Linked DNA regions of Homo sapiens: region 1 is linked to region 2. Evidence: read pairs that join two places in POLR2A ChIA-PET (ENCODE). Cell type or tissue: B cell. All regions are shown on one strand. Links, peaks and the distances in the headings refer to the core of each region. The heading gives the core; the rest is flanking DNA.

Region 1 (5,678 bases), core at 782-4,781, 470 kb before region 2:
CCTTTACACCTCTGCAGCTTCCTTTCTCGGCCCTAGCATCACTTCTGCAAAAAATTGTCCCTGTCCACACCTCCCTAGGTCATGTCTTCTAGAAGTTGCTCTGTCAGGGAGTCAGCTAGGAAGTACTGGTACACAGTGACTAGAGTATTTGATTCATGTTTGGGTCCCCTACCAAATAAGAGGTACTTAGTCCATAGATGTTGGCCTCAGCTCTAAGGTTGCTTACAGTGGGGCTGTAGGAACATAAAAGGATAAGGGTCGACTATATGTGATGCAAATCAGAGGAGGCTTTCTGTGGGCCTGGGCCATACTCAGAACCTGAGAGGGGGCAGCAAGGTGCAGCACCAAGTCCTGAGAAACTGGATTTAGGTGCTGGAGCAGAGCTGAGCAAATGACCCCCTTGATCTCCAGGCAACATTTGTTTCAGGAACCCTTGCCCTTGCAGGAATGTGTATTTTTGCAAGACTTGCAAGGTGACTACAGCCAGCCAACCCTCTGCAGCCCTGCTAACAGACCCTTCGGGGCTGCTCCCAGAGGAGCCATGGGCTGGCCTGGTTTAAGTGGTCAGGTTTCACAACCTCCCCATTATTAGTGGGGCAATTAAGAGGCTGATACCATCTTGAACACAGGTCAGTGTTTTAGAAATGAGTTGTGGGCACACTTCCTCAACTACTTAAAAAAAATTCTCTTAGGGTCCTTGCCAGGTAAGGTTGCTCTTTGAGTAATAAATACTGTGTTCACACAGAAGTAATGATTTGTAAAACCTCCAGAGGGACCACACCATCCTCATTTACACTGGCTCTTGCTTCTAGAGTGGAATGGTTTTGTTTGCAACTAGAAGCAAGTTTGGTTCATAACTTTAATTGTGTCAGTCACTCATACTGAAGTTCTCCCTCCCCTTGTCTTGCTGGTCTAGAAGCCTTTTTATGGAACAAGGAGTTAGGAATCTACTCCCACAGGTTTGTATTTAGTGGCTTTTCCTGCAGTGGGGGAGGAGGGAACATTTCTTGCCTCCTTACCTAAATGGGGTCCACCTTCTCTGGTCTATTATCCCTGGAACATAATTCCTACTCCCCCTGCAAGAAAACACTACTCCTTCAGGAATTCGGGAAGCCAGGATGCTGGCATCATCTTTACAATGAAATGCAAGTTTCCCATTTAAGGCAAATACTTCATCACAAAAGGTAGGAAGGAATAGGGTGGTACTTGGAAAAGAGAAGTTCCAGCTGGTTAAAATTTAGGTTCCTGATAAAAGTCCAATCCAAGAATTATCCTTGGCTGTGGGCCCAGACATGTTTATTTGATTCTGAATTGGATGCATTTTCATTCACTTGCAGCTCATGGCTCCTAAGCCCACATCTGGTCTGCCTATCGTATGGCCATGTTGTCCATGTTACAGATGCTCTTGTGTCTGTTACAGAATTCTTGGTTAAAAAATTACTCAGTCCTGGTTGATACATTTTTTAGAGAGACGTTTTTATAAGCAGTGCAAAGCTTTCTTCCAGCCTGTTTTGCCTAGTTAATTGGGAACTCTTCTGGCCCATGTCCATCTTTCTTGAGCAGCCCTCCCTTCTCTCCCCAACCTCAGCCATCCACCCAACCCCAAGCCCCTGCAGTGCCTGGGGCATTGTGCTAGTTATTAACTTGGGCATATAGCTCCGTGACCAGGAGACCAGCAGTTAACTTTTTCTCCAAGTGACACCCTGGGCCTTCCAGTATCAGAATTGCCTCAGGAGCTTGTTAAAATGCAGATTGAAAGCTAATGGGATCAGAGTGAGAGTGAGGTGGAGCCCAGGAATTGGCATTTTAACAAATTCTTTTGAGGATACGCATGCTGTAACCAGGATGAGACCTATTGTTTTAGGGGACAGGGGTCCCACAATCCAAAGAAGGGGAGAACACACATTCTAAACATTTAAAATCAGAGTTTGGCTTTAAATTATGTCACTGGCCTTAGAGAAGAATGTGAAGACTTTCTCAGAGCCCTGACCGATAAAAGGGGTCAGGCTGGGTGGGGAGTGTGAGGATGGGAGGAGCAGGGAAGCGGGGCGGGGGAGAAGCTAGTTTGGATGGGTGCCTCTGGCCTGGGGCAGATGAGGAGGCCTGGAGTGAAGAGGACTTGACACTTCCCCTGAGTTCCTCCCTAGAACAGCTGGGTTTGTCTGAAAACAGTCTCAGGAAGGAGTAGCACAGGATCCAAATCAGATTCTCAGCAGTTCAAATCTTACAACTTCCCAACAAAGGAAAGAACTGCTAGTGCTTTTAAGTATTTTTCATGCTTCATTTGGCCTAAAACATGTTTTTTTTTTCTTTTTTAAAGCTTTCAAGGCTTTTTCTTCCTCTGTCCCTGAACTTTTTATATACTGTGCCCCAGCAGGTGTCTGCTCCTGCTGGGGCTACCCCATCAACAATTTTATTGTCCTCCTTCATTCCCCGCTGCCTCTTTTTTTGAGACGGAGTTTCGCTCTGGAGCCCAGGCTGGAGTGCATTGGCATGATCTCAGCTCACTGCAATCTCCGCCTCCCAGGTTTAAGCGATTCTCCTGCCTCAGCCTCCCGAGTAGTTGGGATTACAGGCGTCCACCACCACACCCAGCTAATTTTTGTATTTTTAGTAGAGACAGGGTTTCACCATGTTGGCCAGGCTGGTCTCGAACTCCTGATCTCAGATGATCTGTCCACCTTGGCCTCCCAAAGTGCTGGGATTACAGGCGTGAGCCACCGTGCCTGGCCCCCCACTGCCTCTTCAGCCTGCTTCTGATGGATGGGTTTTTAGGCTTCTAGAACTTGAGCCTCCACCCTTGATTTGTAAGAATGTGGGGTGAGGAGAGGGCTCAGCTATCAGGGAGCTTGACAGGTTGAGAGGTGCAGTGGCCTTAGAGCAGACCTCTCTCTGGCCACCCTGCCCTGGCAGCCAGACCTTTTCCATTTCCCATCTACTCCCAAATTTGGAGAGCTCCTGCCCTCAGTCAGCCGGGGGGCTGTCTGTGCTGGAGCTACAGGCCCCATCTCCAGCCAGCCAGACTTGCCCAGCCAGTGGGAGGCATTGTCCTCCTGGGCAGTGTTTGTCTTGGCTGCTTGGATGTTCTGAATGGGCCTGACACACGATTAGGTGACTGATGGCCTCCGAAACACATTGTCTCCTCCGGGGCCCACAGCCTTTGAAGCTCTTCCCGGTGGGAAGTAAAGAGACTATTTGCTCTATTAAAATGCCTTGGTATTTCCTCTGTTTAACCACAGGCCACTTCCCCTCTGCCACTCTAAACCCGGCAGGGCCACCGGCTGATTGAAAAGACACAAGCCCTCAAGTGATCACATCCTATTGAAACAGATAGTCTTACTGCAGATTAAAGCTAGGGCCAGTCTTGAAGAAACAAATCCAAGGGGGGAATCTTTGAGATGGCCCATTATCTTGCTCAGAATTTAGTCTGTTGAACAGAATTCACACTTGAAGTCCTGAGTGCATAAATGTAAATGTGTCTTTAAAAAAAAAAAAAAAGAAGAGATATCGACATTGTAAATTAAGTCAGTGTGTGTTTTATCTATATATGGCAGGTTAAAGCAATCCAATCAACAATTTCTCATTGTGTGAGTTGGAAACCCTTTGGTGTCTGGGAAGGGCATGTTGTCTGTTCATAGAAAACCACACCCTGCTGCTTTCTCTATTTGCAGATTCTACCTGTTCAGTCATATGCTGAAAAGTCCAAGTAAGAAAGAAGTCTGTAGCTTAAATAATACCAAGAATATCTCTGGGGAGACTCCTTCATCCTTTCCCAAACAATATATTAAAAGAAGGCTTTTAATTAATAACACCAGGCAGGAAACTAAAAATTGAACAATTTAAAAAATTACCTACATAACAAAAACTCCATTTGTACCATGTTTTTGTGAAGTGGCCTAAAAAACGAATAACTAGTTTCTAATAGAGACTGTTAACATTGATGTTTGCAACTCCATTGTTCAAAGTATCCATGATAAAAATGGATTCCCTTTTCTTTGGTTCCTTGTTTGGAAATGTTGGGGGAAGGTGGATGTAGCTAATTAAGGCTACAACATTTAAAGGGGGGGACTTAATAGGTACCAGCTGTCCTCAACAAATCACTGGGTGGACGACAAAATAAAGATGTGATGTGAACACACATGTAATTCTCTTCTAAAACGGAAATGGGCTCATAAATTTTCTGATTTAATAGTGTAAATGAAAACTACCTCTACTGTGCTTATTTAAGAAGCATTCATTTTATGGTAAAACTAATGCTAAAATGTCTTATTTGCATATGGCTGGTACCTTAAGACTTGAAAGGGCAGTAGATGGCAAGTATTATTGGAAGCTTAGTAAATTGTAATTTTATTGTACCTTTCTTCATTCCATACCTGATCTAATAGACGTTAATCATGAGGCTTTTCATTAAAACTACTACATGGTAGGGAAGCATGCTTGAACGTACCAGAAAAGCCATATAAAATTCAAGTATCAACTTTGAAAACGGAATGGAAATTGGTAGCATTAATTAAAATGTTTGGATGGATATTTACATTTCACACATTAAATGAATACTTCATATGAATCCTTTTGAAATCATGAGGGATTAGGCCTTAAATACAACTTTTTTTCAGATGTAAAAAGTACTTTATTGCCTTCAAAACTAGGAGTTTTTCCAAGTGTTCTGTTTGGTCATTTTTGTAGATCTTTTCCCCCCATTGAATAGTAACCCTTTAAAAAATGCTGGCAGTGTCCCCAGACTTCTGTGCTGCGATGGACTGTTTTACTCGAGAGTGGGAGGGTTAATGGGATAAAGGGAGGGCTTCCTTGGAACGAAGAGGTGTGTTTTCCTGAGATAGGCCATATGGTTTAGAAACCCTTTCCCTGTGATTTTATTCTGTCCGGGTGATTTCTGGTTTCTTCTCTCCCAAAACGGCCCCCTTTTATCTGAGGAAAATGCAGTGCAGTATGGACCAAATGTAGCAGCAGTCCGCCGCCTGAGCGTGGTCTCTGTTGAGTGACGGTTTATGGCCCCTTCCTCTGGAGTGTGCACATTTGCTCTGGGTGCAGCACAGGCACTCACACGGTTAGGATTTATTGTAACTGTTCAGTATCTGAAGCTCAAAAAGACTTATTTGGAGTGAGGAGGCAGGAGACCCTTTTTTTGAGCAGCCACCCTGTGTTAGGTTGTGGGACCAGTCCCCCGTCCACAGTGGCTGCCTGTCTGGGCCAGGAGCAAGACAAAGGAGTAGGGGCCTGGACAACAGGGAAATTCAGGAAGAGATTCTGGGGCCACAGTACCGAGCACTCCCCGTCCTCTCTCCACACTTCCCTACTCATTCCAGAGAAACTTGAACGGGCTTCTGCTGCTCCTCATCCTAGAACTGCCCCCGTGAAAAGCAGTTTGTTGACATTCAACTGCCTGAGGCCCTGCTTGAGGCCACCTTAGAACTCTGGCTTTTTAGCCCATGTCTCAGTTGGTTCCCAGTATCTCTGGCTTTTTGCTCTGCCTCAGTTTCCCCTGCTTTGGAGGAGGCCCCCTTTTCTCTGTGAGGCTTCTCCATACCACTCTCTAGCTTTCCCATGTGCCACAAAGCCTGGCCGACCCCATCATCCCTCCAGATTTCATGAGAATGTGTCCAAACATTGCAGTGATGCATTGAGAAACAAACAAATTTGATGTTTTTATAGGAAGA
Region 2 (5,678 bases), core at 417-4,416:
CAAAAATCACATCTTTTGGCCAAGCATGGTGGCTTATGCCTATAATCCTAGCACTTTGGGATGCTGAGGCAGGAGGATTGCTTGAGCCTAGGAGTTTGAGACCAGTCTGGGCAACACAGTAAGACCCCAATATCTACAAAAAATAAGAAAATTAGCCAGGTATGGTGGTACACACCTGTAGTCCCAGCTACTCGGAGGCTGTGGCAGGAGGATCATTGGAGCCCACGAGGTCAAGGCTGGGTGAGCCATGACATGACAGAGGGAGACCCTGTCTCAAAAAAAAAAAAAAGAATATATATATATATATATTTTTTTTTAACCTGTCTTTTACATGAAAAGTATGAAAGGACATAGAGGGAAAAGTCTCTCCCATCTCTATCTTCTAGCCCCTGTTCCCTTTCCATAGGCAATCAATATTGCTAGCTACTTATGTAGACTTCCAGTAAAGTTTTATGCAAATAGATGTAAATATTTGTATATATTTCACTGTATTTCCCATTTTTTGATATAAATACTAACCCTCTATTCATCCTGTTCTGCGCCTTGTTTTTTGTTTTTCGTTTTTTTTTTTGTTTTTTTTTTTTTTTGAGATGGAGTCTTTCTCTGTCACCCAGGCTGGCGTGTAGTGGTGTGATCTTGGCTCACTGCCATCTCTGCCTCCTGGGTTCAAGCAATTCTCCTGCCTCAGCCTCCCGAGTAGCTGGGATTACAGGCGTGCACCACCATGCCTGGCTAATTTTTGTATTTTTAGTAGAGATGGGGTTTCACTATGTTGGCGAGGCTGGTCTTGAACTCCTGACCTTGTGATCCACCTGCCTTTGGCCTCCCAAAGTGCTGGGATTACAGATGTGAGCCACTGCACCCAGCCAGTTTTTTTTTTAAACACTTAGCACCTAATGAGCTTCTTTATTAGAAAAATGGGAATAATGTGAGTACTTACCTCATAGCGTTGTTGTGAAAATCAAATGAGTTAAAATATACAAAGCACTGGCCGGGCGCGGTGACTCACACCTGTAATCCCAGCACTTTGGGAGGCCGAGGTAGGCAGATCACGAGGTCAGGAGATCGAGACCATCCTGGCTAACATGGTGAAACCCCATCTCTACTAAAAACACAAAAAAATAGCCGGGTGTGATGGCATCGCGCCTGTAGTCCCAGCTACTTGGGAGGTTGAGGCAGGCAGCAGAATCGCTTGAGCCTGGGAGGCAAGAGGTTGCAGTGAGGTGAGATCGCGCTGCTGCACTCCAGCCTGGGCGACAGAGCGAGATTCCGTCTCAAAAACACACACACACACACACACACACACACACACACACACACACAGCACTTAGAAAATGCCAGGCAAGCACTTAGAAAATGCCAGGCATGGCTGGGCGCAGTGGTGCACGCCTGTAATCCCAGCACTTTGGGAGGCCGAGGCAGGCAGATCACCTGATGTCAGGAGTTCAAGACCAGCCTGGCCATCATGGTGAAACCCCGTCTCTACTAAAAATACAAAAATTAGCTGGGCCTGGTGGCGTGTGCCTGTAATCCCACCTACTCGGGAGCCCAAGGCAGAAGAATTGCTTGAACCTGGGAGGTGGAGGTTGTAGTGAGCCGAGATTGTGTCATTGCACTCCAGCCTGGGTGACAGAGCAAGACCCCTCTCAAAAAAAAAAAAAAAAAAAAGAAAAAAAAAGAAAGAAAGAAAAAGAAAATGCCAGGCATATTGTGACCTCTGTATTAGTTTTCTATTACTGCATAACAACTAACACAAACCTGGTGGCTTAGAACAATACTGTATTAGCTCACAGTTTCTGCAGGTCAGAAGTCCAGGCATGGCTTAGCTGGGGTCTGTGCTCAGAGTCTCACAAGGCTAGAATCATGCAGCTGGGCTGCATTCTCACCTGGAGACTCAACTACAAAAGGGTTCGCTCCCAAATTCCTTCAAGTTGTTGGCAGCTATAAAACTCATGGCAGCTTGTTTGTTCAAACCCAGCAACAGGAGAGAGTTTCTGCTGCTTGGAGTCTCTGACCTCAAGGAATGCCTAGTCCTCCCCACCACCTTGAGATATAATTCACATATTATAAAATTCATCTTTTTAAAGTATATAGTTCAGCCGGATGTGGTGGTTCACGCATGTAATCCCAGCACTTGGGGAGGCCGAGGTGGGTGGATCACGTGAGGTCAGGAGTTCAAGACTAGCCTGGCCAACATGGCGAAACCTCATCTCTACTAAAAATGCAAAAATTAGCTGGGTGTGATGGCAGGTGCCTGTAATCCCAGCTACTCGTGAAGCTGAGGCAGGAGAATCACTTGAACCCAGGAGGCAGAGGTTGCAGTGAGCCAAGATGGCACCACTGCATTCCAGTCTGGGTGACAGAGTGAGACTCATCTCAAATAAATAAATAAATAAATAAATAAATACAGTACATAGTTCAATGATTTTAAATATATCCACAAAGTTGTGGAATTACCACCACTAATTCCAGAATATTTTCATCACCCCAAAAAGAAACCCTGTACTCATTAGCAGTCAGTCCTCATTCCCCCTTCTCTCTAGCCCCTGGTAACCACTAATCATTTTTCTGTTTCTGTGGAATTTCCTATTTTTCATTTCCATATGAACAGAATCTATAATATATCGCTTTTGTGTCTGGCTTCTTTTACTTAGCATAATGTTTTCAAGGTTCATTCATGTTGTAGCATGCATCAGTGCCTCATTCCTTTTTATGGCTGTATTCCACTGGACATACCTTTTGATAGATACTTATTTCCAATCCTTTGCTATTATTAACAACACTAAAGAATATCCTTGAATACACATTTAGAATGTGAATGAGTACATCTGTACCATATACATTTCTAGAAGTAGAACTGCTAGGTCAAAAGGTTATGCATCAGTAATATTGATAGTTATTGCTGAGTTATGCTATTTATATCCTGTCTTTTAAAGTACTGTTTGAGGAAGGGAGATGAAATGACATAGTGGAAAATGCACTGAGTTTTGTATTTTGTTTCAAGAGAAGTTTAATATATTGTGGTTATTAACGGCATGGGGCTTTGGAGGCACAGTGCCTGTGTTAGAATCTTGGTTTTGCAACTTACACTCTAAATGACATTAAGTTAATTAACTGCTCTGCCTCAGTTTTTTTCATCTGTAAATGGAAATAACATCAGTACCTTCTCTGGGCATTGATGAGACTACACCTGTAACACTCTTAGAACAGTGTCTGGGCTGGGCGCAGTGGCTTACACCTGTAATCCCAGCACTTTGGGAGGCCAAGGCAGGCAGATCACCTGAGGTCGGGAGTTTGAGACCAGCCTGACCAACATGGAGAAACGCCGTCTCTACTAAAAATACAAAAATTAGCTGGGCATGGTGATGGGTGCTTGTAATCCCAGCTACTTGGGAGGATGAGGCAGGAGGATTGCTTGAACCCGGGAGGCAAAGCTTGTGGTGAGCAGAGATCATGCCATTGCACTCCAGCCTGGGCAACAAGAGCGAAACTCCATCTCAAAAAAAAAAAAAAAAAAAAAAGAACAGTGTCTTGACACATAGAAAGTACTCAATAAATGTTACTAGCTTGCTATATGATCTTGAGTCATTGTCTTTTCCTATTTTTATTTTTTTACTTTTTTGAGACAGAGTCTCACTCTGTCACCCAGGCTGGAGTGCCATGGCACAATCTCGGCTCACTGCAACCTCCGCCTCCCAGGTTCAAGTGATTCTCCTCCCTTAGCCTCCTGAGTACCTGGGATAATAGGCATGTGCCACCACGCCAAGTTAATTTTTTTTTTTTTTTTGAGACGGAGTCTAGCTCTGTTGCCCAGGCTGGAGTGCAGTGGCACGATCTCCGCTCACTGCAACCTCCGCCTCCCAGGTTCAAGCGATTCTCCTGCCTCAGCCTCCCGAGTAGTTCGGATTACAGGCGCCTGCCCCCATGATCAGCTAATTTTTGTATTTTTAGTAGAGACGGGGTTTCACTGTGTTGGCCAGGCTGGTCTCGAACTCCTGACCTCATGATCTGCCCGCCTCAGCCTCCCAAAATGCTGGGATTACAAGCGTGAGCCACTGCACCCGGCCTTAACTTTTGTATTTTTAGTAGAGACAGGGTTTTACCATGTTGGCTAGGCTGATCTCGAATTCCTAACCACAAGTGATCCACCTGCCTTGGCCTCCTAAAGTGCTCACGGCCTACAGGCGTGAGGCACCGTGCCCAGCCTCTCTTTTCCTATTTTTAAATTGTGGAGTTGAAATTGATTATTTTTATGTTTCCAAATTTTAAAAGGCAATTGTGGTCCCTGGAAATTTAATTTTACACTATTTTATACTGTTCTCTAATATTCCTTGTGCTGCTGCTTTGCCCATTACTGATAGCAGGAGACAACTACAGGCTTTATACTTAAAAGCATAAACTTTTGGTAGCTCGTGCTTCAGAACTATGTGCCTCTGTGGTACTCACCCCCCCAAAGATATCTATATACATAAACATATATGAATACCTAGATGGGTATCTTCTGTATGTCACTGTGTTAGTTTTCCTGAAATAGGTGGGATTCAGCAAATTTATACCCCTTTTCTGCCCCTCATGTTTCTGACTCCTTACTTTACCTTTAGGTCTCAGCTTAGCCATCACCATACATCCTAGTTTCAGACGCATTCCCCACTGAACAGCAAATTTGAAGAAGGTAACCCTGTTCATTTGCTTCAAAATGACATCCTTAGTAGGTAGCAGTGCTTAGTCCCCAATACATAAAAAATATTTCTAATAGTGAACATTAGTAATGTTCTCCAGCTAAACTGAAATTTTTTTGCTATCTACAATAAATGAATATGTATTTAAAATTATATTTTAGAGACTCCTAATTTTTTTATACCTTGTAAGGCATAATATAGAAAATCTGATTTCACTAATTTTTTTTCTTTTATTATGATTATTTTTGAGATGAAGTCTCTCTCTGTCGTCCAGGCTGGAGTGCAGTGGTGCAATCTTCACTCAATGCAACCTCTGCCTCCTGGGTTCAAGAGTTTCTCCTGCCTCAGCCTCCCAAGTAGCTGGGATTACAGGCACCCACCACCATGCCCAGCTAATTTTTTTTTTTTTTGAGACGGAGCTGTTGCCCAGGCTGGAGTGCAGTGGTATGATCTCAGCTCACTGCAAGCTCCGCTTCCCGGGTTCACGCTATTCTCCTGCCTCAGCCTCCTGAGTAGCTGGGACTACAAGCGCCCGCCACCACGCCCAGCTAATTTTTTGTATTTTTAGTAGAGACAGGGTTTCACCGTGTTAGCCAGAATGGTCTTGATCTCCTGACCTCGTGATCCAACTGCCTCGGCCTCCCAAAATGCTGGGATTACAGGTGTGAGCCACCACGCCTGGCCCATGCCCAGCTGATTTTTGTATTTTTAGTAGAGACAGGGTTTCACCATGTTGGCCAGGCTATTCTCGAACCCCTGACCTCAAGTCCACCTGCCTCGGCCTCCCAAAGTGCTAGGATTATTTATTTATTTTTTTTAAATAGAGACAGAGTCTCACCATATGGTGAAGGCTGGTCTTGAACTCCTAGGCTCAAGTGATCCTCCAGCCTTGGCTCCCAAAGTGCTGGATTATAGGTGTCAGCCACCACACCCAGCTACATTTCATTAAAGTTTTTTTTTTTTTTAATAAATGTTGATTTGGAATGGGAAGCAATTTTT

What was found. Peaks named below come from ENCODE experiments on the same cell type or tissue, not always from the same donor. Only the 100,000 strongest peaks of a DNase experiment are listed, where the experiment ranks them.
Region 1: POLR2A ChIA-PET joins it to region 2 with 8 read pairs; 2 of 35 experiments call an interaction of 5 or more read pairs at or near these places.

The regions. Positions count from the first base shown.
Region 1 is chr3:57,156,944-57,162,621 of GRCh38, reverse strand. The region is part of intron 1 of IL17RD (interleukin 17 receptor D); the gene reads left to right. Among named protein-coding and RNA genes, the nearest start is that of IL17RD, 5.6 kb to the left of the region's middle. RefSeq lists enhancers at 2,334-3,017, 3,018-3,703. In B cell, for the core only: no CTCF peak of the experiment used is centred there; a DNase peak (open chromatin) is centred at 3,191; H3K27me3 peaks cover 1,612 bases.
Region 2 is chr3:56,685,667-56,691,344 of GRCh38, reverse strand. No RefSeq gene overlaps it. Among named protein-coding and RNA genes, the nearest start is that of TASOR, 5.2 kb to the right of the region's middle. In B cell, for the core only: no CTCF peak of the experiment used is centred there; no DNase peak of the experiment used is centred there.